Linked DNA regions of Mus musculus: all the other regions are linked to region 1. Evidence: chromatin loops called from intact Hi-C (ENCODE). Cell type or tissue: heart. All regions are shown on one strand.

Region 1 (5,000 bases):
CAAAATCAAGCACCTTTATTTTTTGGAAAAGACAAAAATCGTTCTTTGCTGCAGATACTTACCTCCCATTCCACATAACTTTCAAAAAGGATAGCCATCTAACCACAGTGAGAGAGGAAGTGTGCAGCTTGGGGCGGGAGTCACAAAGCTCAGCAGGGGACTGGGCTTTTTTCAAAGGAGCCAGTCAAAAGGCGAGTATGGGTCAGGAAGAAAGAAGGGCTCTGTATGGAATCTTAGAGAAGGCTTCCCAATACTTCTAGATCTCCTGCTAACTCCAGACCCTGCATCCAGGGTGTGAAGGAGTTAACGGGCTCAGTGAGCCCTCACCCTCATCAGGGAGTGTCTTTGGGCACCAGAGAGAATCTGGCACAGAATGTGTTTTCATGCAACTGCTTATCAAAAACTAAGCTTCTGCTGTTTCGTTTCAACGGGTAGAAAGGGTGGAAAACTGGCCGAGGGAGCAGGAAATTTGCCTTGTGTTCCTACTCAGTCTCTATGTGACCCTGTTGCAGGTCAGACTTCTAAGCATGGCTCAGTTTCTCCATCTGTAAACTTAAACAATGGAATGAACCTTAGTTGATTTTCATACAAAAAGTGTTGGGGAAAACCTCCTGATGATTCTCAGCCAAGCTACGGCCAAATGAACACTTAGGAAGCTTAGCCCTGCTCTCTCCTAGGTTCATGCTGCCCACTTGCCCTCTTATCTGTTTAAAAGGATTTCAGCCACAGCTCTCAAGGCCTATTAATGGGTTGTATTCCTACCTAACCTTGTTAACACCATCCCAGCTCGAGGAAGAGAGAAGAGGAGCTAAGAGGCCTTTTGCCAAAGTAAACAGTAAAGCTTGGAAGCACTTAGGCCCAGATGATTAGGAAAATGATGTTGAATAAAGGCTGGCATCGGGTTCTGGTATGATTACGTTGCGGTCTGCTTCCACACAGCACAGTCTGCACCTTGGGATCAGTTTGAAAAGGTTTTGTTGTTGGTTTGTTTGTTTGTTTGTTTGTTTGGCCTATTTTGGTTTGGTTTAATTGGTTGTCTACCTTTTAAAGGATCCGATTTGTTTAAATCTTTTGCCCAACCTTATGTTTAGATGCTATTTATACGTCTTTCTTCCTCGCTGAGAAGTCTAGGTGGAAATATATTTTCGTTAAACTCTAGATTACTATTTAGACATGGTTTTTAGCAAAGGAAAGTCGTTTATCAATGAGTAACACAGCTCACCATTAAGAAAACATGGCCACCCCCTTAGGATTGTTTCCCTGTATAATATAAATTTATTTTTTGAACAGAAGAAACCTATATATATGAGACATAACATAAACACACACAGAGAGAGAGAGAGAGAGAGAGAGAGAGAGAGAGAGAGAGAGAGTGCCAGGAGTTTGCGATTTTTTTTTTCAAGGCCTGTTGCTACCTTACCAAGTTTGGGCAAGGAATCAGAAATTCCTAAGGATGAGATGTTGAAGGTCCAGATTCTGTTCTACAATGTATTTTAAAAGAATTAGCACTCTGAAAAATACTGTGTTTCTATGTTTGGTTTGATAACATCCCAGGAAATTATCACATCGTATCTTGAGGATCATTATGGAATACTGATCTCTTAGATAATAACCTAGGAATTCTCTCCAATAATATTATCATTTATAGTAGCAATAACATGTGGTAGATCACAAAGTACTCTCCATATATTATTGGATTGGGTATCTAAAACCCTCTAGCCAGAGTTGAAGTGAAAGTAACCAGCCTACCCAGTGACAAACGTAGCCCAGTCCTTCCTACAACAATGAGGAGACTGTCCCTTCACGTCCATCCACTTTCCTATAAAAACGCTGTGTTTGGATAAATGAACATCTCAGCTCACACCTCTTCTACAAGTTTTGGGTTCTTTTTTCCCCGAGGGGTTGTTAAGTACACATGTGCATCATACAAGTGCATGTATGTAGAGACCAAGGTCAACATTGGGTGGCTTTGTTCGGGGACTGTCTTTCTGAGGCAGAGTCTCTCCCTGAACCTAGAGCTCACTGTTCTGCTAGGTTACCTACCAGTGAACCTTGGGGATCCTGCAGTCTCTGCTCCCACCCCTAGCATTTCCATTACAAGCACATGCCACCATTCCTGGCTTTTCTTGTTGGTACCAGAAAAAGGACTCAGGTGCTCGTGCCTGCATGGTTACTACTTTACCAAATAAGCCATCTTCCAAGACTCACGGTTTTGTTTTGAGTTCATGTTCTCACATTTCCTCTCCCAAGACAGTTTACAGGTATGAAGACTACCACCTGTCATGTACAAAAGTACATGTGTGATCACAGAAAAGCTTCCTAAGCGGCCTGCACTGCGCTCATTGCTGAGAATCAGATTATTTAAAACAAATAAACACAACATTTTCTTAACTCCTAAACTCTGGTCCTAGCGGTTATGCTCCAAGAAGTAGAGCGAGGGAATAGTTAGGACTAGAGTGCTGTCCTTGCTTGTTGCCTCTGAGAGATCCTCTGATTGGCAGAGGGTTGCAGGGGCACCACCAGCAGGTGGCGCCGTCTCCTCCTGGTGTGCATCTCTCTAAGCCCTGTAGTAATGGGTGCTGTACATAGTTTGAAGCAAATGGTCAACCCCAACCCCTTTCCATAATAGTTCTAGCAAAGTTCTAGTATAACACTGAGTGGAAAAAGTAATGTGTCCTGCAAACAAAAACGGGTTCCCACTCACTGCCTTACAGATCTTGGAGCCACCATGATGCCAACTGGGATGTCCTGTTGTCCCCACTATGTACCCCTAAGCAAACACGCAGTCCATTGTACTGTTAGGAATACAATACTTGGGCTTTCTTTTACTTCTTCTTCTTCTTTTTTTTTTTAAATTCCTGTTTTTCCTGGAATCTGTTACACACAGGACAATCTATGTGAAAGAAAATAGAAAGGAAGGAACAATCGTGTGCTGTCACTTAATCAAGTTTGCTTGCTCTCACACTGACCCCACTCTCTAAGATCTGTGCACACAGTCTGCAGCTCAGCCTGATAGCAAGGAGAGTACCCTGAAGGGAGTGTTTCTCACTAGGCAGTCAGAGTACTCACTCTCAAGGAGACTCCGGACTGTTATGTCTGTATCTTTGAAGAACTGATTTACGGGAAGTTTATATTTAAGACTTAATTCACTGACTCTTCAGCTTACGCACCACCCACTTCCTCCAGTCAGAACTAAGTTTGTTCTTTGTTTTTGTAGTTTAGCAGATACATTCTAGGGTACAGAATTTGGAGCTGGTCAGTCGGGAAGGGACAACCTTGTTTATGCTCTCATGTCCCATGGCCTACCTTGGAGCCTCCCAGAGCAGGTCTGGTAACCTTTCGTCACCCTCACCTACCTTTTTATTCCTTTCCAGCCTTAGAAGGAAGTTTATAGAAACAGCAGGGTGTGCAGTGTGATTACCATGCATATCTGCTACTTCACTCGAAGGAGCAGTAAAAGTGTGCCAATGGTCTGGGGAGGCATGTAGACTACTACAAAATTGCCTGCTCTTAAAAATACTTAATTTTTAGTTTTCTAGAATAGTAAGTAGATTCTCTATGATGACATTCATTCATAAAGTGAATCCTAGCATTCCCTAGGATCTCAAAGATATACTCAAATCTAGAGAAATTGAACTAAAATTTAGTTTGAATCCTGACAGTTTGAGACATTCTGAAAACATTCCTCCAAAGTGCAATGTAGTGCTAATACCATCTAGTTCTTTGAGTGCAGTGAGTGTGAATGCACTGCCACGGGAAGGCTGTTGACTGCCCAGCTCCACAGGAAGGTTCAGATCACAGTTAGTATCTGCCTTTCGTAAACACTACTCAAAGTGCTCTTTCTCTGAAGGTTGGAGGCTGAGAGAATGAAGCACACATCCTCTCCAGGCCAAGAGTTGCGTCATTAGCCCTGTGTGATCAATAAGTACATTGTGGTGGTGATTTCATAGCTGATTAACTGATGTGTCTACAAGCCAACACTTGACTTGAAAGGCTGGTCTGGCTGCTCGCTATTTGAGCGTGGCCTTCACTAGCCTGCCTGGCAGCCAGCTCTGAGCTGTGCTGTCCCAACCGCAGCCTGGGTACAGCCCTCAGTTTCATCGTGAGTAACCCATCAGCCAGAGCCTTCCTTGGTGAAAGAATGGGCATTTTGTCTTTTCAGTTAGTACCAAATGACAAGATAATTAGTATTAGGGAAGAGAAAAAAGTGACTAGAAACTACTCCCAGTACCTGCTTGCGGACATTTCCCCTTTGACAACTGAGATAAATAGAACAGCAAGCAGTAAGTGTGTGACAGTGCAGACAGACTAACTTTAGAGAGACTACTAGTGTGTCTCTGTTGCTGCTAAAAGACAGATTTATATTTTTTTGTGACTTTTCTAGAATTGAATTCCACTGTGTTGCTTTTGTTTTCTGTCAGGATCTTAGAGCTTCATCTTAGGAGTTTTTGCATTCTTTTTACTGACTTTCTGTTTCATTTTTTTAAAAAAAGATTTTAGTTTTGTCCTTTTTAGTTTTCTGTATACCCCTCACCCCAGCATTTGTGGGGTAAATAAATCATTGTGTACTTAAAGGGAAAAAACTGTCAGGAAAACTGAATGTGTTAAAGACTCTTGCTTTTCATTACTAGTGAGATTTCCTGATTGGAGCTTCTCTGTTTTATTTGCCTCCAGCCAACATCTGATAATCAGTAATAAAGCTCTATGAGGATACTTTTATATATTAAGAGGAACCATATTTTAAACACTCATTCACACAAGCAGAAAAAGTACAACACTCAAATAGTATTCAAAAACAATGAAAATACTGTTTGTTCATTCACATGAAATAAATGTTAAAAGTTTGTTATAGTAACAAAAAAAAGAGTCCTCTAAGATCATAATCTTTAACGTTTCCCTAGGTTATGTGTTATATAAATTTTATATATTTAATAGCATTAAACAATCATTGATACTGGCCAAACTATTGAAATTTTAGTTGCCAATAACTATATAGTAAT
Region 2 (5,000 bases), 340 kb before region 1:
ATAAATGTACAAAAAGAATTTCCTGAATAGAAATTGAATTAGCTTGGAACCAGGGTGTTGTATTAGGTAATTTGGAAGAAGATTTGAAATGAAGTGTGTGACTGGTTTACTTGCATACATGTCTGTGTAACACTTAAATTCCTGGTGCCCTCAGAGGCCACAACGGGCAGCAGATCCCTTGGAACTGGAGTTACATTTGGCTGTGGATTACCATTTGGGTGCTGGGAATTGAACCCCAGGCCCTCTGGAAATGTAATAAGTGGTTTTAACTACCTAGCCATTTCTCTAGCTCCCCCAATTTTTTTTTTTGAAGTGGTGTCGTAGGACACGAAAGTGAGGATAAGAGATAGCAGTCTAAAGGAGGCATAACGGGCAGTAGGTTGTGTTCTCAGGAGGCTCACAGTGCTGCACTGTATATAAAAGGAAATGAGGGAGGGAGAGAGAGAATTGAAGGGAGAAAGTAAGCAGAAGCCATTTTACAGTGGGTGATGTAAGCAGTATTATTATTTACTTTTTAACATTTTGTTTACATTTTATAGAGATGTCTGGCTCCCTGGGAGTTGGGTTAGAGAATAAATTTGCTTTGGATTCCTGTTAAGATACAACACTTTTTAGTATAATACTTAGTTTTTATTGTCATTCATGAAACTAAAATATATTTTTTATTGAATGGCTTTTAGGAAAATGTTGAATGTTGAATAAACAGTATGTATTGTAGACATAATAGTTAAAACACAGAGTCTAAATTTTTTGCCATTATGTTCAATAAGAAATGAACGGTGCTGTATTATAGTCTTTATGGAGAAGGACATTAAATTTTCAAATATTATAGAGTAGAGAGGTGAATAGATGGCTTGAAATTAGAGATGCAGGGCTGGTAATGTGGCTCAGAGGGTAAAGTATTTGCTGCCAAGAATGATGACCCAAATTTAATCCCTGGATTAAGTGGTGAAAGCAGAGAACCTGGCTTCTCCATGCAAGTTATTCATTCTCATTCTCTCTCTCTCTCTCTCTCTCTCTCTCTCACACACACACACACACACACACACACACACAGAGAGAGACAGAGAGAGAGAGAGAGAGAGAGAGAGAGAGAGAGAGAGAGAGAGAGAGAGAGAGAGAGAGAAGATGTATAGAAAACCAAGAGCTTTAAAGATATGAAGAGATTCAGCTTTGTGAATGAGGATACTGGCTTCTCACCAGTGTTTGGATCTTTGTAGGGAAAGCAAACCCGTTATCAAGCCTGAGTTTATTACTTCGCCTTTCTGCCCCTGTTCTTTGTATGTAGTCCCAGATATGAGGTTATAGACAGGGCACGAATGGCTAGGAAGGCTGACTCTGTGCAGCACTTCTCTGATAAATGACACTGTTTTCCTTTGAACCCAGGCCTTCTGATTCTGGTGTGTGTTATCTTCTACCTGTATTTGTGTTGTTTCTGGATCACACCTTGAGGAGAAAGTGCCTTCCATCTTTATAGGTGACAGTACTTGGCTATTCATACTGTCTTTTAGACTTTACAACAGCTCTGCCATTGATCTCCTAATGCTGGCTGTGTCAAGGGGCACCTGCAATTAGGAAATTCGACAAAAATACAGCCTTGCCATCCTGTTTAGAGTGCTTCCAGGAAGTAGGATACTTAGGTTTTCCGTGGGGTAAATGTCAAGTGTCCATCACACATTTGATATGCCTACACCAAAGCCAGAGCTTCTCTAGCAACAGTGTTCCCTTGTGAAGTGGAACAGTGTAGAGCCAAGCAGGTCTTTTACTGGAAATGTCTTCATTTTTATAGACCTGGCCCCTGAAGTGGTCAGGTTTAGCAACTTTGGAGACCACACAGGGAGTAGGGCTGTGAGAACAGCTGGCAACAAAGCCCCCTCCTACCAGCCAAATGGTCTTTCCCTGAAACTGTCTACTTTCCTCAGGAAACGAGTCTTTTAATAGCAGTCTACCCTGCACTGAGGACCTGGGCTAGGGTATGAATAGAGAGGCATCCTTTGAAGCCTTCTTTCCATTCAGCATTTCCACTCAATGAGCTATGTGGTCTTTGAATCTCTGGGATGAGTCAGGAATGTGGCATGCTTTGAGAGGAGCCTGGAGGGAAGCCTTTGGCATCTGTGTCTGGTACACATCCCAGTACATCCAGAGGTGGGAGTAGAGCTTATAATGGTTATGTGAGCTTCCTAATTGCATTTCTTTAATGTGGAGTTTATTGATTCTACACTGAAGAGGAATGAGGGAGTTGTAGGAGGCTAGAGACTGCTATAGACTTCACCTACTTAATAGTTCAAAGGCTTACCTTATCCTTGGCTTTTTAAAAGACTTTTTTGAGCATATATTAATTATATGCACTAGTAGGCTTCATTATGGCATTTTCATAATGTACATAATGTATGTCAATCATATTGACCCATTATCATGTCTCCTTTCCTACTCCTAGTCCATTCCTTTTCCTAGTTATCTATCTTATTTCATGTTGTGTATTTGTTTCTGTGTTGTGTGTATTGTGTGTGTGAGAGGGAGAGGGAGAGGGAGAGGGAGAGAAATTGATTCTTGCTATACTACCTAGACGAGTCTTTAGCTTTTGGACTCAGGTAATCTTCCTGCCTTTGCCTGTCTTAGTAGTTGTGGCTACAGGCAAATGTCCCTGTGCCCCACAATGAAAGATCAGTGCACTATCTACTTTTGTGTTGCTGACAGGACCATGATCGTTTAGAAGTTAAATTAGCCTTTTCCTGAACTTCCTGGAACTAGGCAAGAAGCAAATTCCACAGGAAATCATAAGCTGCTACTTATATTTTTATTAAGAAGATTTTCTAAAACACTTATTGAGTTGGTTTGGATTTATGTTGAGAAAATATAACACAACTTGGAGATGCCTAGAGTGGGTTTTTGGGGAATGTGTTTCCTACTTAGTGGTGCACTTTTAGTGCGTCGGCATGGTGTTGGGGCTTGCGGTGCTCACCCTCACTGACTTTTGGGAACAATCTTCCTTGGGTGGTAGGCACTGAAGGCGTCATGCTGTATGCACAGGACCCAGTGTTTACCGTGTTATAGGAAAACAGGCCACCAGGTGGCTCCAGTATATAGTGTCTGCTGTGTTTAGTCCTCATTAAGTTTTGCTTAAAGTTGCTGTGCTTCAGATAGGGCATTTGATATGATATGAGCCATTGTCGGAGTTTATTTGCATTTCCACATATTCTTAGAATGCTGCAGCAGAATCATCACTACAGCTTTGAGTCATCACTGACTGACATTTACAAGGTTTTGACACAGACACCTCTGTGAGAATAATACAGCAGACTGACTTTTTTTTGGCTGAGATAAATAATAATCTTGGAATGTCCTGACAGTTAACATATTTATGACTTATTTTGACCTTTAATTTCCACATTTGCAGATAAAACAAATAAATAATATTTTTTCCTTTTTCCCTTTACTTCTTTTTGTAGTATTGGGGTTTGCTCCCAGAGCCTCATGCGCATGATATGGGCAAGCACTGTCTCATTGAGCTACATCTCTAGCCCTAGGTGTGCCTTTTCAATGCAAATTATGAGGTGGTTTATACTGTATTATTTCTCTACGTGCCTTCTTTAGAAAATAAAGAAGGTACACTATAGCTAGGAAATTAACATGTCAGTTTTATAGATTTAATATTCTCTCTTAAAAATCAAGTAGTTATTCATGCCATGGAAAGTTTCCATATAGCTTTCCACTTATGTCAGGAGAAAGTCTGAAAATATGTTTTTACTCTGTTTTAGCATATGTATACATTAAAGTTCAAGTATGCTACCCAAGTTCAAGTATACTCCCCTTAGCAGTCCAAGACATCATAGTTTTGGTTTTAATACTTTTTATTTCTTAACTTCAGAATCCCTGGAATTAAATTTTCTTTTGGTAAACTTAAAGCATATTGGAAAGTAACATACCTCAAAAGTTTAATGTCCACTTTCCTGTTTATTTAGGTCACAATTTTTAGGCAGAGTCATTAGGCTTTATCACTTCTGTTACAGAATAGGAAAAGTCTGTTTTCTTTGTATAAAATATAGGTTGGTTTTTTTTTTTTTTTTTTTTTTGCAGAAAGGTCTTTCCTATCAATTTCATATAAGTACATTTATCTTAGAAAAGAAACCAAGGTCTTTACTGATGTTATTAAAAATAATGTTTTCTTTTGCTTTATGGTAAAAGTTGATAATTCCAATGACAGTTTAAGAAGTGACTGTGGCTAACAGCATGATGTTTATTAAATATAGCTACTGTGCTTGGCAGAAATAGTGTTACTGAGTCTGAACGTATTTATATATTCAGTTAACTATGCTAATGTCTCTCTTTTATGCATGGTTAGTCAAGTACTAACTAAGAAACTGAAACAATGGATCTTTGTTAGGGTCTTTATATTTGCCAGGGGAATTAATGTGGTTTTAAAGAACTCCTCTGTTCATACTATATAAAGGAAGCTGTTTGAATTTTCCCCTTTCTTCGTGATTAGGAAAACACAACAACCAAAATATATATTTGTGGTAGCTCTTTTCAAACCTAGGGACCCTGGGTTGGCTTGCATATGGAACCATTTTGCTACAGTGATAAAGGGATTAGGCTGCAGAATGTTGATTAATAAAGAGGAGAATAAAAATCATAGAAAATGGTTTAAGGTACAATTTATTGTTATTATGTTTGTTTATCAGGTTTAAACTACAAGTTTGTGTGTGTTTTATTAAACTGTTCAGAGTGGGGTGTAGCTCAGTTCTTATATAGCATGTGAGAGGTGCTGGGTCTGACCCCACGGGACAGATGTCAACAGTGACAGTGCTGTATTAGGAACTAATTTGGATCTTTAAGAATGATGAGGTTGTTTTCCACAACTTAAAAGTCTCACATATGTGAAGGGTTTTTTTTTTTGCATTTTAATGTCATTTCTTGTATTAAAATTCTTTATAGTTTTTGTTGGTATGTTGCTTCAGAGATTACTGTGAATTTAAAATGTAATATTTGAACTAAAAGAG
Region 3 (5,000 bases), 260 kb before region 1:
GATAGGTAGGTGTGTACACTGCTGGTGGGGGTCTCTGCTTGTCATCTGGCTCACATTCTTCTTGGAAGCCTGTTATAGATTTAAGCAATTGAATTCAAATCTAAAACCACTTAAAAAGTCCTTTATAGTCCATTAAGAATTTTTATGGGAGAGAACACTCTATGAAAGTTCTCCATTCCCTGTTCAAACAGATTGTTCTGTTTTATTAGATCTAGGTGGTATTGTAATTTTGATAACAGCTAATAATGCTTGGAATTTTGTTTATAATTAATGGACCACACAAAGGTGTGTTTGTTAGCTTTTCCAAACTTAATCTATTTACAGTAGTAGCTTTTTTTTTTAACTAAATAAAATCAAAAGTATTTCACTCTTGGAACAATTTATGCATATTAAGCTAAAATTAATCAAATCACTAAATGTTCATGTGTATCTTAATGTTCATGTCCAAGGTGATTTTGTAAATACTAATGGGAAGAAATGTTGTCATTAGTAAATGTAATGTGAGTGAAATTACCTTTTCTTTTCTTTTCTTTTCTTTTTGTGATGAATGGAAACAGATTTTAGAATTTCTTATTAGATGAGTGTATAAATAATAGGTTTATTTAATATTTGAAGGCATATATACATTGCCTTCTCTCAGATTGGTGTCTGTATTTGAAGAATTAAGCTCCCCTTTAAGAGACTTAATAGATCCTGTTTTAGGCACAAATCTCACTTCATCATTTTAGTACGTATTTTGTTTATAAATTTATTTTTTTAAAGTACAGTCCTTAAAATTGGAACAAAAAGATAAAATGAGACCTTTTTAATTCAAAGAAATTTAATGCATAAGCACTTTTTATTTTGGTTTCTATGTTAATCATTAATTGATACTTTATCAGTACCAGCAACAAGAAAATTTTATGTACTATGTGGTGTGTACTTTTAAAATATTAATATCAATGATTAATAGACATAATTGATATTAAATCACAACGACCTATGTATCTTTTGCATGTTTATTTTATAATGTGCAGTTAGAATAGTTTTTTGTTGTTGTTGTTTTGTTTTGTTTTGTTTTTGTTTTGTTTTTGGAGACAGGGTTTCTCTGTGTAGCCCTGGCTGTCCTGGAACTAACTTTGTAGACCAGGCTGGCCTTGAACTCAGAAATCCACCTGCCTCTGCCTCCACACCTGGCAAGAATAGTTTTATTTATAAGACTGCATGAAGTGTTGCTTGGTCTGTTATAATGGCTAAATTCATCAGTAGGACTTGGAGAACTCTTTGGAAAATGGTGCATTTGAAATATGAGCTAAGTTATATATGGTCATAGTATTAATGAGTAAAATGGAATTTTACAGAGATGGTGTTGGGAAGTTGTGAAGAATGGGTCAATAGAGTGGAAGTAGCATAATCAGGGCTTCTCATTGTTTGGTGACTCAGGGCCAGCGCTCTTCTCTCTGTTGCTTTTCTCTTTAGGAAATGAATAATATCAACAAACCCGACCTCCGACTCTTTAGGACAGCCCCTCGTCTTGACTGTCAGTCACCCTTCTTCCCTATGACTGGAAGAGAGGCTCCTTTTCTTTGTGTTCCTACTCCGTAGCACTCACTCTGGAATGTGAGTCTGTTGTGCATTTGTTAAGATCCTTCACAGCCGGGCTGTGCGGCTGTGGCAGACTCTGGTAGACTCGCTTGTCTTTTCTGGAAAGAAGCATTTCAGTGTTGGTTAGCAGGGAAATGGTTATTACACCATAGCATTTGTTTTTACATCACAAGAGCAAAGACTACTTTTGCTTTTACCTTATATTAAATATTATAAGGGGTTTTTTTTGGCTAAATGGTCATTTGTCCTGGCAAGATATTTAAATGGCAATTTTGATTAAAATCAACTTATTTTATAGAATTTATTTACTTAAGTTTTTTAAGTATCTTAGTTTTTACTTTTATTTTTTCAATAGTTAACTCTTTAAAAGTCATTATATTAATTAATATATAATATATAATATATAATATATAATATATAATATATAATATATAATATATAATATATAATATAATTCTGTAATGGGAGAAGTATTGACTATGCTAAAAATATTTTATTAATATCTGTATTGGGTAAAAAACTATTGGCTCCGATAAAAACTAGATGCCTTAAATAATGCGCCTTTGCACGTCAGTGTTAATGACGTTGCTTCACAGAGGAAGTCCTAGAAATTTCCAGCAAGTTTCTGCTCTAGGGTAGGAAGGCTCCCCTTTATCTAGCTGAGAGACAGGGTTGTTCCTTTAGGGACCCAGGCAGAGTTTCTGCCACAAGGATGATTGTTATGCTTCTTTATACACATAGATGGCAGCAAAGTGCCACAGACATGGAGGTCAGCCTTGATTTTAGAATGAAAGATGAGTGACAATACACACTGATTTCCATCAGCTTGGTTCCCTGGGTTCTTAGTGTAAGTAAATCTAAAATAAGAAAGAAAGCTACTATTGATAACACACAAGTATAGCAGGATGGAAGAAGCTGTGGGGGACTATGATACACTGAATTTCTGGACAAATCCCAGGTGGGAAATCTTAATCTTTTCAGGTACGTCTTCTATTGTAAGATGACTAAAAGCAGCTATGATATTGTGTGTGTCAAAATAAGAAGACAGTGAGGACAGAGTGGTGGTACGGGAAGAGGGAAGGAAAAGAGAAACCTTACGAAAGTTTCAGTGGCGAGAAATGGCCTACTGCCTGTGTGCACTGTGGGGTTTGGCCTGCATGGCTCCTTTTTAGTTAAGCAAGTTACAAAGAGGAAATGTCAGTCCACGAATCAGGCAAACATTCCATGGGAACATTTGCTCAAATGTCAGCATTTTAAAAAATAGAACTGCAGTCTATTACGGCCCAGTCTCCAGGCTGGATTTTCTATTAAATACACAAGTACAAATGTGTTTGTTCAGAACACGTTCTCAATTAACAAGTCATTTTATGCCTTAATTAGCATTCCTATATAATGACATAATCACTGTAGAAGATGACAGTCATCATTATAATTAATATTTAATATGTGTCTGGCTCTGACGACCTTTCTGTGTGTTCTCACAAACTTCTAGGTAATTTTCAAGTTTTAGAATTGTATTTGGTAAAAATCACAGAAAGGAGGAGCTAAGGAAATAGAAGCGCACTTATTAGAGCCTGCAATCTGCAAGTTGGGTAGAAGGGCATTTTGTAACAATGTAACAATTGAATCACAGTGGTCTCTTACTGCTTACAAACACTCCTAAAGAACTGGCAATGTTGTTCACCAAACATTTCCCCCACCATTTTTTTTTTAATTCTCTTCAGGCAATTTAGTATCATAGACTAATCTCTCTGTCACAAAATTGATTCTAAAGGTGTGTATAACAACTTGCTTAAATACAGCATCTGGCAAGTCTCTCATGTGACAGCAACTTATTTCTCACATAATTATTTTCCTAGTAAATTTGATATCTTAACAACCCCTTCCCTCATTTCTGAGTTCAAAAAGTAACACTTAATATAATTTATTTCTCATAGTTAATAAAGGCTTACATGAGAGTCTTGCCGTTCACCCTCTAGCTGCCTCAGCCGAGTGAGGTCAGGAGGGAATGTGGTGGCCAGGGTAAAGGTGGTTTCCAGCATCACTTTGCTGGGGACTGTAATGGCCTCAATGGGGTTTTAATGACGCATAAAACATATTTTGGCTGTTTCTTGTTACTTATTAATGATTAAATGAGTTTGCTCTGCCACATATTGGTAAGAAAAGATATGTACTTAGGTAGTTTTTCTCTCTTAAACTATCTACTGTGTTAGCTTTAATTTGTATGCACAGGAAGGTCTGTGTTAACTCTTTTTATGTTTTTAGCATTGCTACGTGAACATAAAAACTATACAAGTTTTGATTTGTATACATGTAATTTTTTGATAATTTTAATTAATTTAGTAAAATTTAATAAGGTGAACTTTTATCATCCTACATGTTTAAAAAAATCTAAGTATAGGTTATTATATACAAATTCTTTTGTAAGTTATTGTTAATACTTGTTAATGAGGTTTAGAATAGTATATACTACTTGAAAAATAATTTTTAACCAGAATATTGTATTTTTTTAGGTAACTGCCTTCCTTTTGTATGTTTAGCTCATTTGGCAGACATTAGATTAAGACTATGTGCTTTTTCTTAATAGGATGGTATCATACGTATTATTTATTTGACCTTTTCTTTGCCATGGTTTTCATAAAAAGGACAGGGTTGCAACATCACTTCCTCAAACTCTTTGGTTTCAAAAGAATCATGTTGCACACAGCCAATATGAGCGATTTGTATTGCTTACTAACAGAAGAGCTTTGTTCTCTGCTTAAAAACAAACTGCTGATTTTATTAATGTTATCACTGGTATATTAACTTTCCTTGATATTATTTTATATTTTATACAAACATTTAAATGTTGAATAAATAATAAAATACTTTTGATTTTCTCATAATCTCTTAAATGTACTTTTAAAAAGGGCACCTTTTTCCCCCAAACTAAAATGGAATTTATATGAAACATAAAGGAAGATTTCTATGTTTTATTGGCATCTTACAATAAACTTTAATTTATGATCACTTTATATTTGTTTACTTGAGTAAACATTACTATAGTTTAGATATTTAAAAATGTTTTATAACATTATAGCTTAAGTAATATTTGTCTTGCTCAATTTTCCAAATTATGTCACCATTAATGTTCTTAAAGAAGTGGTGTTACAGTTCTAGGAAAGCAAAGGCACTCTGTTGTTTGAGTGATGCTGCCAGAAGATTTAAGTAGTATTCTAAAGGTTTTTTGGTGTTTTACTCCAAATGTGTTCTGTTACCTGATAAAAAGTAATTTAAAATGGTAAATACTTTTAAAAGTAAATTGATAGAATGGGATGGTAATCATAAATTATTTCTTTTCAAGTGTTGATAATCTTTCATCAAGTACTAATGAGTAGTGGGAAATGAAAATATGAATGATATAGTGTTCAATTTGG
Region 4 (5,000 bases), 62 kb before region 1:
AATGTCTAAATTCAACAATTTAAATGATGACATATTTATGAGGTGGTTTCTTACATCTGTCAAAACGTAAAAGGGTATTCATGAAACAAACTCCTTTCAGAGATGAGAAACTGAAGTGGCATGATTGGGATAGTATGCAGATTGTGATGCAAACGGGGAGTAAAATGGGAATTAAACTGTGGCTGCTTGATTGCAGAAGGAAGAGATGCTAATTAGGGGAGATTGCAACGACATGCCTTGTTAGTTTTTGAAGTTTTAACCATATGAATGCAACATCTGGCTTTTAAAAAGTAGTTCTTAGGAGTTATTGTGTGTGATATAATTTAATTAATTGCTCTTCAATTAGTGTGCTTTAAGAATAGTGTTCTATGTTCATATCAAAAGTATACTGTTGCTTCAACCTAAACTAAATCTTACAAAAGCACAGCAAATGAAGGGTTTTGTTGTGTTTTGTTCCATAATGAGAGAGGGAGCTGCTGCCTCTCGCATAGATGTCATTCACTAAAAAGAGATGGATCCCAACTGGAGCCACTGTACAGAAGATGTATCATGGTGCCTATGACACTCAGTAACCCCACGGCACCCTGAGACCTAAGAGCAATTGCTCTGAAGCACAGCATTGTAGGTCTGGTTCTGCTCTGCCAGATGGAAATTAGTACCTTAAAATAGCACAGCCTGTCTACTTGGAGCATTTTAAATAGAGTCTCTTTTACATTTAATTGCATTATACCTTCAGTAGTCCCTTAATGAAACCTTGTACAATATCTTGAAATTTTGTGCTAATTGATTAAATTCCTACAAAGTAGTTCAATTTCAAACTATGTCAAACATTTTGACCTTTAAATCTATAACTTTCCTAATTTCCATTTTAGCTACACACACACACACACACATACACACACACACATACACACACATTGAGGACAAACTATTCTGCTGAATAGCCTGGAACTTACTATGTATACCAGGTTAGCCTTGAATTTAGAGATTGTGCTGCCTATGTCTCAGTGTTGGAGTCAAAGGTATGTACCATAGGCCCAGCTTCAGCCACTGTATTTTAAAATACTAATCCTTCATAAGTTTTCTAAATTAAGTTAAATAAAATCTATTTATATATTGTAAATTTTAGCCAAGATCTAAGCTTCACCTTGTGGATTCAGTTGTTGGTATGCAGACATCTTCCTTTAGGGATGAATAGGAGGAATACTGGGGTTGTTCTCAGGATTCGGGAGAATGTATGCATTGTGACTCTCAGGGCAACACATTTCCTGTTCAGAGACTGACTAGAAATAGAGAAAAGCTCACTCATGGCCTCAAATTTTACTTTGTTTACTTAAGGAGCAATTAATTCCTTCATCCACAGATTGTCTTACGCTAGAATTGTGAATTTTTTCACTTCACTACCCTTTCATCTGATGAAAATTATTCTTTAAACAATCATGGTTATAGCGTTAAACTTTGCTGGAAGAACTAGGCTATCCAAAATATGTGAGGTGTATAAAGTTTTGTTTCTGCACAAAGATTTTTTTTTCATGAGTCTAGACATTTCTTTCTTGAGTAATTTACCATTTAATTACATTGTGTTATGTTCTCTCAGGAAGGGGAGAGGAAGAGAAAGAAAGAAAAAAACAAAACAAAACAAAGAAGAAAGTTTTTTTTAAGGTGCAGGACATTCAGGATTTAGATTTCACCTTATAAACTTTTATTACAGTGTCCTCCTCCCTTCTCTGTGCCATGAAATAGTGAATCACTCCTGCTGGTCTCCAAGGACAGATGCTGTTCTCATGTTTTATCCTGACACCTCAGAGATGAGCTTTCCATATGAAGGAAGGGAGGACATTTTATGCATGCAGTGTTATTCTGGGGCCTCCCCTTTTCTAGGAGTCTCCTTTGCATGGAGTTTTGGTAGTGAAGTCCAGTGGGTGGTGACATTTGATCAATTCCTTGCTGATTAATGTGCCTGAGGGTGTATGCCAGCCACCCTTTGCCCCCTTCCAGTGTGTTGGCTATTTAAAAAAAAAAAAAAAAAAAAGTGGCTTTCATAGGCTCTGCTGTCCAACAGGCTGGGCACAGGGCCAGCGGCGCCAGCAATTTTCCGTCCTTTGTATGAGTGATCAGAGGCCAACCCCAAAGCAACTGACAGTGGTTGCACTCAGCACTGCTAATGATCTTCAGTAGCAGAAGACTTCCTTCCTCCTGAAGCCTGAATGTTCTGCTAGGGAAATGTGTGATTTGGACAGCTGCCACAGAGACAGTCTGATCAAGTTCATTGTATGCTTCACACCTCCTGGTCTGCAGCAGGCCAAGCTCTGCCCAAAGGGAGAGAGGGAAAAGTTCGCTTTTAAGTAAAAGGTTCTCTGTAAATGTGTTTTCTGAAATGTAGTATGCTCCCATGCTTACCACACACCCCAAATGTTTACATCCAAGCCAACCATCAGACACCAAATGATTTTTAAGCCCTGCTAGTCTTTGGCTCTCTCTATCTTCACCTTTTCCTTTTTGCTTTTTCATCCTGAGTATGCAGTTAGCAGCCTAGTGTTGCTGTGTGGTAATGCCTATTCAGAAGCCATTCCACAAGTGGCTGCTACATGTCTGCTTCTCCCTAAGACAGAAAAAGACAAGATGAAACTCAGTGGGACCTCTGACTCTCATGTAGTTCTAGCTCAGTTGTGTAAGTACTAGTCACCATTCATTTATCAAAATTACCAGCTTCCCTGTTTCTGTTAATTTGTTGTAGGACATATGAGCTATGACCAAGAAGAAACCATGTCCTAGGATCATTTTTAAAATTCATGAAGAGATAGAAATGAAGCAGGTAAAAGTTGCTATAACTACCCCAAAGCCTTTTGCACTGACCACATAGATCCTAGTGTATACGAGAACTAGTCTGCCACAGACAGGACACGTGGCTTTGGAGTGTGCTGCCAGGCCCTGGTCATTTTTACACCAAGGAGTCCTCAGCAAGCTAGAATAAAGGACTGTTTACTACCTTGAGTGGCATGACATTCTATAAAGGTGGTTTTTAGTTTATTAAGTGGTGTTTGCCCTAAATGCTGCCTCTGAGACTTTTCCATCTCCCATAATCCTTCAGCTGAGTACTTCATAATCATACCAAGCACACTGACATTAAAACTAGCCTCTGTTTGGGATTCTACAGCTCTTAATGGCAACTGTACAAGGAGGAATTATTATTTGAGTCCTCATTTTTCCAGAGAGACTTAAGAAATGACCTATTGTATGCATCACAGTAATTGTCTAAGGCCAAGACTTTCATGATAGTATCACCCAATCAAGTGAAAAGAGCACTCAGCCAATGATTTGTCCTTTGGCTCCAGAGGTATAACATGAAGAAATGTGTTCATGCTGGAGAATCAAGCTCATTGTCAGGAGGCCAGTGTGGCCAGTGATATGATTTAGAGGGAAGAAAGCCATTAACTTCTTCTAATCCTATAATGATGATATGGCCTTGGTAGCCTATCAGGATACAGTTTACAAATGGCCTCAGAATAACTGCTAGGTTACTTTGGAAATACTAAACCTGCTCCACAATGGCAAAATAAAGCCAATGGGATTATGTTTGTGTTTGTGGAGTTGCTTTCGAGGAACAACTTAAAACAAACGATAGTACCCTGTCATTTTCTAGATCTGAATGAAGAGGAGGTACTTTTTCTGAAGTATTTGTGAAAATTCCCTTATATTAGTGCAAGCTACATCTATTATCAGTTGCCACAGCACTTCTGTGTTCCTTATCTCAGAGATATCCTGGTACTTAATTCTATATCAATGTCAGACAATATTAGCATATAGCTAATAATTGTCAGGTATGGATTTCTGAAAAGATGCCAAGAATATTTTATAATGCTCTCTGTCCTAGGCAAAAATGACTATATCAAAGAGTCTCTGTTATCTGGTTGTTCTTTTCTTTTCTTAACAAGAAAATTTTTTTAGTTTTCTTTTGTTGGAAAATACCAATTTCTTTTTTTTCCCTACCCATCACTTGTTTCTCAGTCCTAATTATATATTGATTCTCTGTGGTATGCCAGGAATTGCAACTGATTATAATCAGAGTGATTGAATATGTGGACACATACCTAAGTGCACACATTTCCACATGTTTGGTGCAGTGGTTTTGAATGGGGTGCAATGTATGCAGATATCTTTGTTGTTATTAATGGGGAAAGTCACTTTACCTGTAAAGGGTAGAGGCTACTAAAACATCTAAAATTTATAAGGTGAAGATTAGGGGTAACAGTGATTTGATAGACAATTCTAGTAGAATTAAGGTTGCAACCCCTGATCTACAACAAATGCACTTAATGGAATTTAACTAGACAATGCATATTCTTCTGTATTTATACTGTTTTCAGATGATGCATAATGTGCCACTTGAAGAGTTTAAACACTTCATATATGGTTATTGTAACTAAATAATTGGTTCTTTAACTTTATTTTAATTAATATAGTTTTAAATTTTAAATGAGATAGAAATTTTAAAAAATACTAAATAGCTATCATGCTGGACAGTACTAATTCAAAGGAAAAGAGTAATAGATCAAGAACACTGTTCCCTGGGAAATAATTCTTAAATCCAAAGGCGAGGAGGAAGATAAATACTACACATGTGTGTGCACATGCACAGAGAGAAGAGGCAGAGACACAGAGTCAAACCAGCCAACCTGATTAGGACTGAGAAAAGTATTTCAGAGGCAACATACAGGTTATGGTTCTTTTATAAAAGTTTTATATTTTAAGATTATAATATAATTACATAATTTTCCCTTGGGGGAGTACTAATGAAGCATTAAGCACCATTTACACCTCTATCTAAAGTGACTTCAAATGTGATGTGACACAGTCCCCTCACTTTTCTGGAGAGAATATCCATTCACTAAATTATAAAATTAGATGGCATTGGGGAAATAGTTCAGTTAGTCAATTGCTTGCCACACTAGTATGAAAACCTGAATTTGATCCCCAGAGCCTACTTAAAAGTCCAGGCA
Region 5 (5,000 bases), 51 kb before region 1:
TAGATTTTGTTTGTAAATAAGCTTCTCAAAGTATTTTACACATTTCTATATCCGTCCTAAAACTTTTTAATGAGTTTTAAATTTAAAAGGCACAAAAGGTTACTGAAATTGAGAGGATAAGACGATATTGAGAAAAATGGAAATCCTAAATTATAAATGAGCACACTGCAGTATTTTCACTGTGACAGAACTAGGTTGAATTACATTCACCCACATTTTATAATTAAAACAACAGCAAAAACAAACCTGAACATCTCCTCCCAGGATTCTCTTTTGTAGGGACAATATTTTTGGCATAAAATACATGTAATATTTTTTGTATTTAAGATAATTTTATACTGTAGACTATTTTTTTAATAGTAATACTTAAGAGGTTGAAATATTTAAAATTCCTTTTACTAAAGTCTGAATAGATAGAGTAATCCGACTTTATGCAAGAAAAAAGCAAGTCTGTAAGGACGTAAATATACTTCACAGTGAGCCAGGTAGTTGCACAAGCCTATGACTCCAGCACATGGGAGACTGGGGCACGAAGCATTGCAAGTCTAAGGCCAGCCTGAGGTTCAGGGTGTCTGAACCAGAAGTCATCCTAGATTATATATAAAAATATGTACATTCAAACATGCTTCTGTTTTCAATTTACGTATTCATCATGACATTTTATCAGATACTCTCTCTCTTTCCTGTCTTCTGCCTGTTGGAACTTTAAATACTAAGAGTTTTTTTTTTTAAGTAATCTTGCATACTAGAAATATTTTAATATTTTTCTTGATATATCTTAATGACACAAAATAAATTATCAAATAAAACTTATCTTTCCACAATTCCTTTCTTCATAAATTTATAAAATTATTAGTTATTTCGAGGTATTTTTAAGTTTATTTCCCCCTCATTTTCATCTTAAGCAACTTACTTCCTGTGAAAATAATCAGACACTGTCAAAACTACTAGAAATATGTGACCTAACCCTTACTCTGGGGGCTTCTCAGAATGAGTTTCTTAATGTCTTTGGGCTTTGCCAAGCCATCACACATTTTAGAATGTATCTAGAATACATCTGTGTTAAATAATTACATAATATGGATATTTTGAATGGAAAAGTGTGAGTTAGGTCAAAAGCTTGTCTTTTCTGAATCCATCCTGCTCTGTTGAGAGTGGCACCATTTTATTACACAGGACTCGGTGAACAAGCAGTCAGTTGTCATGGCCGTCTGTTTCCTGGTAGTTTACACACCAGAAGCTGAAATCTGAGAACGGCACTTGAAGGAAAACAAAGAGCTTTACAGTATTTTTTTTTTCTTTTCAGGAAAACACACAGAAGCTAATTTTAGCTTCTTGATCAAATTGACCCAGCCTTTAACCCTGGCAAACGTTACCACAACACACTTCCAATAGACAATAGTTTGCATACCAGCATCACACTGGAAACAGATGTGCATACAGAACTGGCCTCTTTTTCCCCTCCAAGACTGAGCTTGCTGTTGTAGTAAAGTCTGAAAAGCTGTCCTTCCTCATTGAGGAATGAACCAATGCTTCCTTAAAATTTCAGACTACAAGCTTTCAAGCTTTCTTAAGGAAAATTGTATTATGTCATAGTTATGTTTCGACAGTTTTGAGTACCATTTACTAGAGAAACATCTCTATCTTCAGCATGATTTTTAAAAGGAAAGAAAGAACAAAATTGTTCACAGCCGGTCTGTGAATGATAGTTACACAGTTTATACATTAAGACATTTGGAATGTGGACAATCAATTCTTTTACTTTCTCATTGAGTTTCCGATAGTTTATATATACCAAGGTTTCATTACCAAAGAAATGCCAGTTTCCTCCTCACTTCTGTCCATCTTGGCTGGCTAGGGCCTGATGCCTGGAGCCAGCAGCAGCAGCCGCTCTGCCAGAGCCGCGGACTTGCTTGTGCTACAACTGTCTTCCTCACTCTGAAGGAGCTGGGGTGGGGATGCTGGAGGAAATATACTTTAGAATTATTTTTCTTCCTGAGCCGCCGGGAAGGCCGACTGTCTTTTGACATGCTAGTTCATTTTTTTCTTTCAGTTTTGCCAGGGGACAAGAAACAAATGTTCTCTCTGTTCACCCAGCAGTGAAAAGGAATGTTTCTATGCTGTTTGCTGAAGTAATTATTTTTCCTCAAGATAGCCTTGCTTTCTGAGATAGCAATAATTGGGAAGTGTGTGTGTGTGTGTGTGTGTGTGTGTGTGTGTGTCCTACAAATGTAAGTCATACTGGGTAACTTTTTATAAACACTTTTCACAAATATTGTTTTGTTTTAATTTCTTATATGAAATATACGGGCTCTGCAACTTTCCTGTGTTGCCCAACAAGTTAAAGGCAGATGGGTCTGAACTTAAATCCCATTTACACCCAAGTGTACAGAGCCACTGAGGAAGGAAGGTGTGTAAGCAGAGATGCCTTTAACTGATAATTTATATTGATGAATTTTAGGAGGATACATTTCTTCATCATGGTTGCAGAACATTGTGTAAACTGTTACTTATTAGAGTTTTAGAAACTAAATGAACTTTTTGATTCTCCAGTGCGCACAGATTAGTTGCCTACCTGTAAACATTCCTTTCTCCTGGAAACATCAAGAACATTGTGTATCCCTGCAGATAATTTTTTTTAACTTTAAATTTTAAATAAACGTAGGAGCCTTAGAATTATACTACAGCTATATGAAATTTCTTATATGTGAAATTGCATGAAGTAGATGAATCTTGGGATCCTGCAACAATCAATAATTACATATTGAATATATTAAATAAAAATATTTTTAAGCTTTGTGGGGTTATATAAGCAGCCATTGATGATATCCACACAATTTTATTTCTTATAGTTTCAAATAATGTCTAATAGCTACCCTTGAATTTTCTGAGCAGAATTTAAACTATTTTCCTGGAATTTTTATTTGACTGCCAAAATGTAAAATTCTCACTGGATTTTGATTGTGAAATTCAATGCTTTTTGTGTGCATGATTTTATTACCAAAAGATTTTTTTATTCATAGTTTTCTTTTTCCTAATAAAATTTATGTCTTTTCTTTCAATAAAACATGACATAACTACTCTAAATACTTTCTCCATTTATAATTTCTGCTAAATATATTTTTAGACTTTGAGTTTTATTTTGTTAATGCTTAGTCAAAGATACATAGCTTATGTACTTTAATCATTAGAAATATGTACTAATAAAATAATGGTTTTGTGATCAAAGAGAGCTTTCATAATCTGTTCCAGACAGAAGTTTTCATATAATGCATATATTTATTGTTTCACAGATTACTAAAATAAATATTCAAGTTTATAGTACTAATTTCTGCTTAGCATGAAGTATCCGGATCTATATTTGCCCTCCCTAATTTTCTCCAGTGATGATAGTATTATCCCTACTGCATTCCATTCTCACTGTGTGACTTGATAAGAAGCCTAGTCCCAAGTAAAGATGTGTGAATAGACATGAAGAAATGTTCTTTTAACAAGAAATCTCTTCAGCTTTATCATCTTGATATGGCAAGTTACAGCCAGAGACTTTTCACAAATCATGGGAAATGCACTGAATAGTTCCAGCTTGACTTTATGCATAGAATAGGTACTAACAGTTGCACTGTAGAATACTGAGTCTTTCCTATGCTAAGACTGTTTCTTAGTAGCTCTGTAAGATAGGTGGTCTGAGCCCTAATTTGAGGCATAGAGGGATAAAGTGACTCATGTAAGGTCATGTAAGTAATAAATCATTGATATAAGATTTAAGCCCAGGTTTTCCACCTAACTCCAAAATGGAAAACAAAACAAAAACAAACAAAAAACACTCCACTTAATACCATGTGTGTATATGTATATGCTTATAATACATTTATATAGGTATGTGCATCAGTGGTTTTTACTACAAATAGCCAGCATTTCTTCCCTTGTCTTTCTGCAGGGAAAAAAAATCTTACTGTAAGAAAAACTGACTTTGAGTCATTCAAGCATCTAGAAGGTAGTTGTATGTTTGGTATTGTGAATATTTACTGCCATATTTATCCCACAGATAGACATGTATCAACGTGCATTCAGGTGACAGTTACACTCTTTACGCTGTAGATTTCTGTTGTTCTATAATGGTGAGCTGTCTTCTTAAGGCTAACTGCATTGCAAACACTAGTGCATTCAGTTTTGTTTTTTGTTGGGGGGGTTGTTTGTTTGTTTGCTTTTGGACTCATAGCATTGCAGTGTCTCCTTTGCAGTTTTTGTTTTAAAAACAAAAGAAACAGACTGAGTTCATCCATCTATTATAACTTCCTGTACAAGGTAGCCTTTCCGTTTGTCCTGCCAACAATACTTGTCCTTCTTCCTGTGGTACAATTTTACCTTGGTACTTAGGGAGAAGCTGAGAGAAAAAGCTCCCCACAGACACAAGGTGCCCTTACCCTAGCCACATTAGGAGCTGTTTGACCTCACAAGGACAGAAGCAATTAAGTCTTTTTTCTTTTTTGATTTGCTGCAGAAGAAAGAGCATGCAGAGCACTTGTTTGTATTTTCATATGTTTTTATGGTTAATGTTTTCAGTGGCCTGTGTTATAAAGTAAACTGTAACTACTTCTATAAGCATATTACAGTAGGAAAGCAAAACTGTATATTCCTAGATATTTATATCATTTCACTCAAGCTCTCAGAGTAAAACTTTAGGGGAAAGAAGAAAGATTTCTTCCCAAACATTTCAATTAGAAACTCAATTTCATACTCTTGGCAGTCTTATGTATAGGTTTTCTTACATGATTGTTGAATAACATGTTATTATATGAGGGGGAAGAATAGCTCTTTTGTTGGCTGTATTACATTTTGTGGTGAAATTGGAGAAAACAAATCATTAAGGAAGTCTATTTTGGTTCAAGACATTACACACTTATGACGAGTCTGTTTTTTAACCTTGCCAAGTTAAAAGAAAATGCAGACCCATTTGTATTAGAACAGGAAAGCATGTTCCAGATTGCAATCTGCCGGTA
Region 6 (5,000 bases), 140 kb after region 1:
TTGAAAACCATTTTTCTTTTTCCTTAATTGTAGTTGCCTGGTTGTTTTTATATTATGAGCTACTTGTAGAAAAATACAGGAAACATAATTACAATACAACCTTCCCTTTCCCAAGCCTACTGAGATCATTTGAAACCAGACAGGGTTTTAAGGCTCTTTTAGCTGTATGTTCACAGCCATGAATTGCATCCATGCTGAGTTGGTTAATTTACAGCCCTGCTATGTGATTCTACATAACCGTGTTCTCCTGAAGCTGCTGTAGGAGGGAGCCAGGGAGGGGCTGGAGGACATTGCTCCAGGACTCCAAGCTACACAGCTTCCTTCCTCTGGGGAAAAAGAAGGAATATCTTTGTGTGACTTTTACACTAAAAAAGCAGCATTGTAAAAGGATATTCAAGTTTATTTAGGGAGAGAAAAGAGAAATAAATTACTTGGTTTGTTTTTTTCACCTACACTGGCAGCTCCAGGTAGCACTGTGCTATAAACGCAAATTACTAATTCTGGTATCCTACCTTTCCTGGGGAGTCTGGAAATGGGCTTTTAGGCCTGCAGAAATAACTTGCTTCACTCTGGTGAACACTCTGGGGAGGAAGTGGGTACTTCAGCATATTGTGAAATGCAAAGCCTTTGGGAATTTGATTTATTCAAGCCTAAAAAGCAATGCTGGATGATTGAGAAGGAGAGTCCCTGAATGTCCTCTGCTTGAGTAAGAGTCAGGCTGGGAAAGGGAATCCAGACCGCCTCTGCTTGGAAGGCCCAGGTGAGCACATTGTGTGCACACACAGATAGCTTATACCTAACCCCAGCCTACCCATCTGAAATCCAGAATAAAATGCCTTTGCCTGCCGAGTTCAGGAGACTGAGAGCAGGAGAAGCCTTTTACTGCAGCATGGTTACGATTATCGGTGGCTGTCACTCAGAGGGATGGTTCACTTGTCCAATAGTGTACTGCTAAAATAAAGTGCCTTAATGTAATACTTATCACTATAAAGATCACCTCCCCCCTCCCTTCCTGCCCAGTCCCTGGTTATTTTGAGTCTTGGCATATTCATATGGTATCCTCATACGAATAGACCTAACTGGAGTTCCCTGCTTTTTTCTTCCTTTCCTCTCTTCCCTTTCATCTTATCTTGAAATTCCCACTAGTCTTGAGACCTGCAATAAAGAACTGTGAGTGAGGGCCAAGATAGAGGATTTTCTTCTCTTCTGTTTCTTGTTTGTTGCCAGTCTTCTTTCCAAGGAAACCTCTTAAATGAATAATTGTGAACTTCTCTTGCTAGAATTCTCCAGGAAGCCTGAATCCACATGTGTTTCCCCCGGTAAAGTCAGAGCCGAGCAAGCCGATTAGGCTTGGCTCTGTGCTGTATGTTAAGGCCCACTCCTGGGCCGTGTCAGTGGTTGTCAGCACTCTTCTCTGAAAGTGGACCTGTAAATAGCAGGCAGAGAGAGGTGAAAAGCTAGAGAAAGGGTCTAGACCGACAGGGGTACATGGCCTCTAATGCAGAGTTTCAAACTGAGATTTGCAAGTTTGTCCCATGAGTCGAGAAAAAAAATCCCCATATTCTAAGGAAGAAAGATAAGAGTAGAACAGACCCTTTAGTGTGGCTGCGAAAAGGAGGTTTCGGTTTAGGAGCTTGTGGGTTCCCTGCTGACTGGCAGAGAGAGCTGTCTCTACCCTAGCAGAGCCAGGGCTCAGCCCCTGCTACTGTAAGCTCTGCTCTCTAGGCTGACCACGCTGTGGTGGTGCCGATCGATCGCCTGCAACTGCCTGCCCGCCTGGGCTGTCCCAAAAGCTGGAGACTGGAGGTAGGGATCCGATCCGCTACTACGAATCCAGGCGGCCAGGCGCCAGGGACAGGGCAAAGGCTATAGAACTGATGGTAGGTAGTGGGGCCTGAGGAAGTGTAGTTTCTAGGGACCTAGCAGATGAGTCAGGGTTCTGCCGGTCGAGGATCTGGAATTACTGTTCTGCAGTGGAACTCCCCTGCCGGCATGATTTACCCGTGGCCTTGCCGAGAAGTGCAGTAACTTAACAGTTCTTACAGCAGTTCTCCTGACAACTTAATATCTAAGAAAGAAAGAAAGAAAGAAAGAAAGAAAGAAAGAAAGAAAGAAAGAAAGAAAGAAAGAAGGAAGGAAGGAAGGAAGGAAGGAAGGAAGGAAGGAAGGAAGGAAGGAAGGAAGGAAGGAAAGAAAGAGAAAGAAAGAAAGAAAGAAAGAAAGAAAGAAAGAAAGAAAGAAAGAAAGAAAGAAAGAAAGAGAAAGAGCCATCGGAGTCACTAGGACAAGGTGGGGCAGGGAATGTGGGCAGTTGGAGATGCTTACTTGCAAGGTCCTAGCTGACCCGATGGTAAGTACCTGATGAGACAGATTGGGCAAGGGGTATGACAAGCCCATGCATGCACAGCTCATCTGCCATCTCTCCACAGGACTTTCTGCAGGGAGACTGCTCCAAGGCTCAGCAGAAGCTAAACTGGAAGCCCCGCGTTGCCTTTGACGTAAGTTTTGTCTCCAGTGCATATTCTCAGAGCTGCTAGCTGTGAGCTCTTGCTGGCGGGCTGTTGTCAAACAGGAGACCTTTCAGGGCCCTGTGAGGAGGTGTTATAGGAGAGGGTGGCAGAAACTCCGCCCTTACGGTCCACCCTGAATCTTGGGTTGCAGGAGCTGGTGAGGGAGATGGTGCAGGCCGACGTGGAGCTCATGAGGACCAACCCCAACGCTTGAGCCCCTCTGCAGAGACTCGAGGGGCATGGTGACAGTGCAGAGCCAGGGAACCAGAGTCCAGTAACTCCTGCCAACCATGGACCCTCGACCTCCTGTGCTGTCCCTGTATCCAGAGCTGGGCCACAGAGGTTTGTAGAGCCTGGGACAGGACACACCAGAGCTAAGGCCGCATTGCTTTTGTCAAAGTCTCCTCCTCTGACTGGTTTCAGGAAATCAAGAAGTTTGAATCACATACTCATTTTACTTGAAATTATGTCACTAGACAACTTATATTTTGGAGTCTTGAGATTGTTTTTCTCTTTTCTTATTAAATAATCTTTCTATAAACCAGCACTAACAGAGTTTGCTGTGTATGTTTTCTCCAGGTTATAATGTAGGCAGTTTATGGCCCCAGACCACACCCACACCCACAGCTGGGGATGGAACAGTCCTTAGTTCCTTTGGGAGAGCCCCTGTTGAAAAGACCCTAACCTAAGCTGGCAGAGCACCCAGCTAAGTCTCTGCCTTAGGACACACCTATCCCCTGCTGAACTGAAACATTCCTATCCGGTCTTGTCTCTGCTGAGTTTAATTAGAACCACCTAGCTTTCACCCTCTCAGAAAAGGCTCATGAAACATGGGCTAAAAGAAACTTTGATGGTAAGTAAATATTGCTGGAACATTGTATGTGAAAGCCCAAAAGCCCCCAATGCCTCTTCTATGTGCTAGAGTCTTTCACACAATATTTACTTCCAACATCTAACCTTCAGTACTAGGTCGCTTTTTAAACTGAATTTTGACTCGTCAGTTCAGTCTGCTTACATCCTAATGTACACCAGACATCATGCTGATCCTTCAGACTCATCAATACTAGTTAGAAGTTATGAGAAAGAGACTTAGAACGGAGGCTCCAGTGCCACTGAGTTTCTCGTTTATGTGCTAGAATTATATGGACCCGTGTTCCTGAGCTGTGGACTGTGTAGCTACAGGTGATACATAAGTGGACAGAACCCCTCCCTGGAGCAAGCAAGGATCTGCCTGCAGGTATACAGTCTTGCATGAAATAGTGTTTTGGCCTAGAACAAATTAGGTCAGGACTCTTCTCCCCTTCACGCCCCTTCCAAGCAAAATAAAATAAAACTTAAGCGAGTGGCATTCCAATCTTTGCACATGCAAGAACTGGGAGTGAGCTGTTTCTGAATGTCTTCACAGGCAGGTTTATGATCTGGGGGAGGACTAGGGCTGGCGCAGGGGCAGCCTTTTCTGGTGCTTTCTATCCTGTGAGAGCATACTGGCCAGGGCAGCCTCGGCCCCCGTGGAACAGAACTAAGGTAGCCAGGCTGGCCCACCCGGTTCTCAGAAGCCACCCCAAGAGGAGCCTGCTGTTTCTGTTCCCAAATGGGATGCTGCTAATTGAAAGCAGATGGTCTCTGGGAGGTGGGGCTTGTAGGACTGGGCGGGCTGGGGGCATACACAGATGCTCTGTCACTCGGGCATACACTATCACCCATGACCTCAAACACACATCATATACAAATTCACTCCCCCAACATGCCCTCTTACACACGCTATCACACACATTCCTACAGACAACACTCAAAAGTCTATTGTCCCTTCACACATACTCTCAAATCTTATAGCTAATCACATGCTCCTTGGCCTTGACCCTAATGAACAAGCCCTCCTTCTCCTCTGACCACCTAAGTCCTTCATTCAACACCCAGGAAAAGCCATGCCAAAGACTTTCAGGTGTGCACAGGCCGTTTAACTCAATGTTTTGTGACTTTCTAGCCCAAAGCCATGATGAGCTCCTTAGGGAGGAGCAGGAGAAATCCTGGGCAGGGGTTCTGTGTGCGTTTCTGATGGGAGAACTTTCTAATCACAACCTTGTCACTATGCATGCTCTCCCATCGCAGTCTGGGCTCCTCTGGATTCTTGATGGCATGTATTTAAAAAGAGAAAAACAGCAGATGCACCCCAGAATTTAACTTAGCTGTGCTGAATTTTATGTGGCCCCCCTCAAGACCCAATTGAAGGGTTTCTTTATAAGTCTCATCTTAATTTCAGTGATTTTTATGTGTCCCTCACACTTCTTTTTCTGTCCTGAAAACATTGGGTATATACTTAAGAGATTGTTAACACCTCTCCTGACCTGATACTGTAAAAACTAAGAGAGTTAAGCCATTAGTATTCCCAGTTATGTCAGAGGCAAGCCAGCATTAGTTTGTCAGAGAAAGGTCAAATGCTTGGATAATAGGGGCACCAATGGCTTGGTACCCTTCAAACTTATCTGTCCA

Evidence for each region. Peaks named below come from ENCODE experiments on the same cell type or tissue, not always from the same donor. Only the 100,000 strongest peaks of a DNase experiment are listed, where the experiment ranks them.
Region 2: a loop joins it to region 1, with 1.9 times the contacts of the local background. A loop is called at or near these places in 2 of 42 quality-filtered maps.
Region 3: a loop joins it to region 1, with 3 times the contacts of the local background. A loop is called at or near these places in 8 of 42 quality-filtered maps.
Region 4: a loop joins it to region 1, with 2.0 times the contacts of the local background. A loop is called at or near these places in 2 of 42 quality-filtered maps.
Region 5: it touches region 1 in a loop (1.9-fold over the local background); 2 of 42 quality-filtered maps call a loop at or near these places.
Region 6: a loop joins it to region 1, with 2.5 times the contacts of the local background. A loop is called at or near these places in 3 of 42 quality-filtered maps.

The regions. Positions count from the first base shown.
Region 1 is chr13:31,954,312-31,959,311 of GRCm38, reverse strand. All of the region lies in intron 7 of Gmds (GDP-mannose 4, 6-dehydratase), which reads left to right. Among named protein-coding and RNA genes, the nearest start is that of Gm52056, 3.2 kb to the left of the region's middle. In heart, a CTCF peak has its summit at 2,519 (motif pointing right); a DNase peak (open chromatin) is centred at 381; H3K27ac peaks cover 1,920 bases.
Region 2 is chr13:32,295,728-32,300,727 of GRCm38, reverse strand. The region is part of intron 1 of Gmds (GDP-mannose 4, 6-dehydratase); the gene reads left to right. Among named protein-coding and RNA genes, the nearest start is that of Gmds, 40 kb to the left of the region's middle. In heart, a CTCF peak has its summit at 3,066 (motif pointing right); a DNase peak (open chromatin) is centred at 3,037.
Region 3 is chr13:32,211,579-32,216,578 of GRCm38, reverse strand. The region is part of intron 4 of Gmds (GDP-mannose 4, 6-dehydratase); the gene reads left to right. Among named protein-coding and RNA genes, the nearest start is that of Gm52055, 20 kb to the left of the region's middle. In heart, a CTCF peak has its summit at 2,321; a DNase peak (open chromatin) is centred at 2,298.
Region 4 is chr13:32,016,229-32,021,228 of GRCm38, reverse strand. The region is part of intron 7 of Gmds (GDP-mannose 4, 6-dehydratase); the gene reads left to right. The region is part of intron 1 of Gm35672 (a long non-coding RNA gene); the gene reads right to left. Among named protein-coding and RNA genes, the nearest start is that of Gm35672, 10 kb to the right of the region's middle. In heart, no CTCF peak of the experiment used is centred here; a DNase peak (open chromatin) is centred at 2,108.
Region 5 is chr13:32,005,357-32,010,356 of GRCm38, reverse strand. All of the region lies in intron 7 of Gmds (GDP-mannose 4, 6-dehydratase), which reads left to right. It overlaps Gm35672 (a long non-coding RNA gene), which reads right to left and starts at 1,927. Exons shown (of 4, transcript XR_001780886.2): 1 at 1,810-1,927. In heart, no CTCF peak of the experiment used is centred here; no DNase peak of the experiment used is centred here; H3K27ac peaks cover 631 bases.
Region 6 is chr13:31,817,640-31,822,639 of GRCm38, reverse strand. Gmds (GDP-mannose 4, 6-dehydratase) reads left to right here. Exons shown (of 11, transcript NM_146041.2): 10 at 2,430-2,498; 11 at 2,662-3,054. The coding sequence ends at 2,724. Among named protein-coding and RNA genes, the nearest start is that of Foxc1, 13 kb to the right of the region's middle. In heart, no CTCF peak of the experiment used is centred here; a DNase peak (open chromatin) is centred at 1,899; H3K4me3 peaks cover 1,770 bases; H3K27ac peaks cover 2,359 bases; H3K27me3 peaks cover 1,241 bases.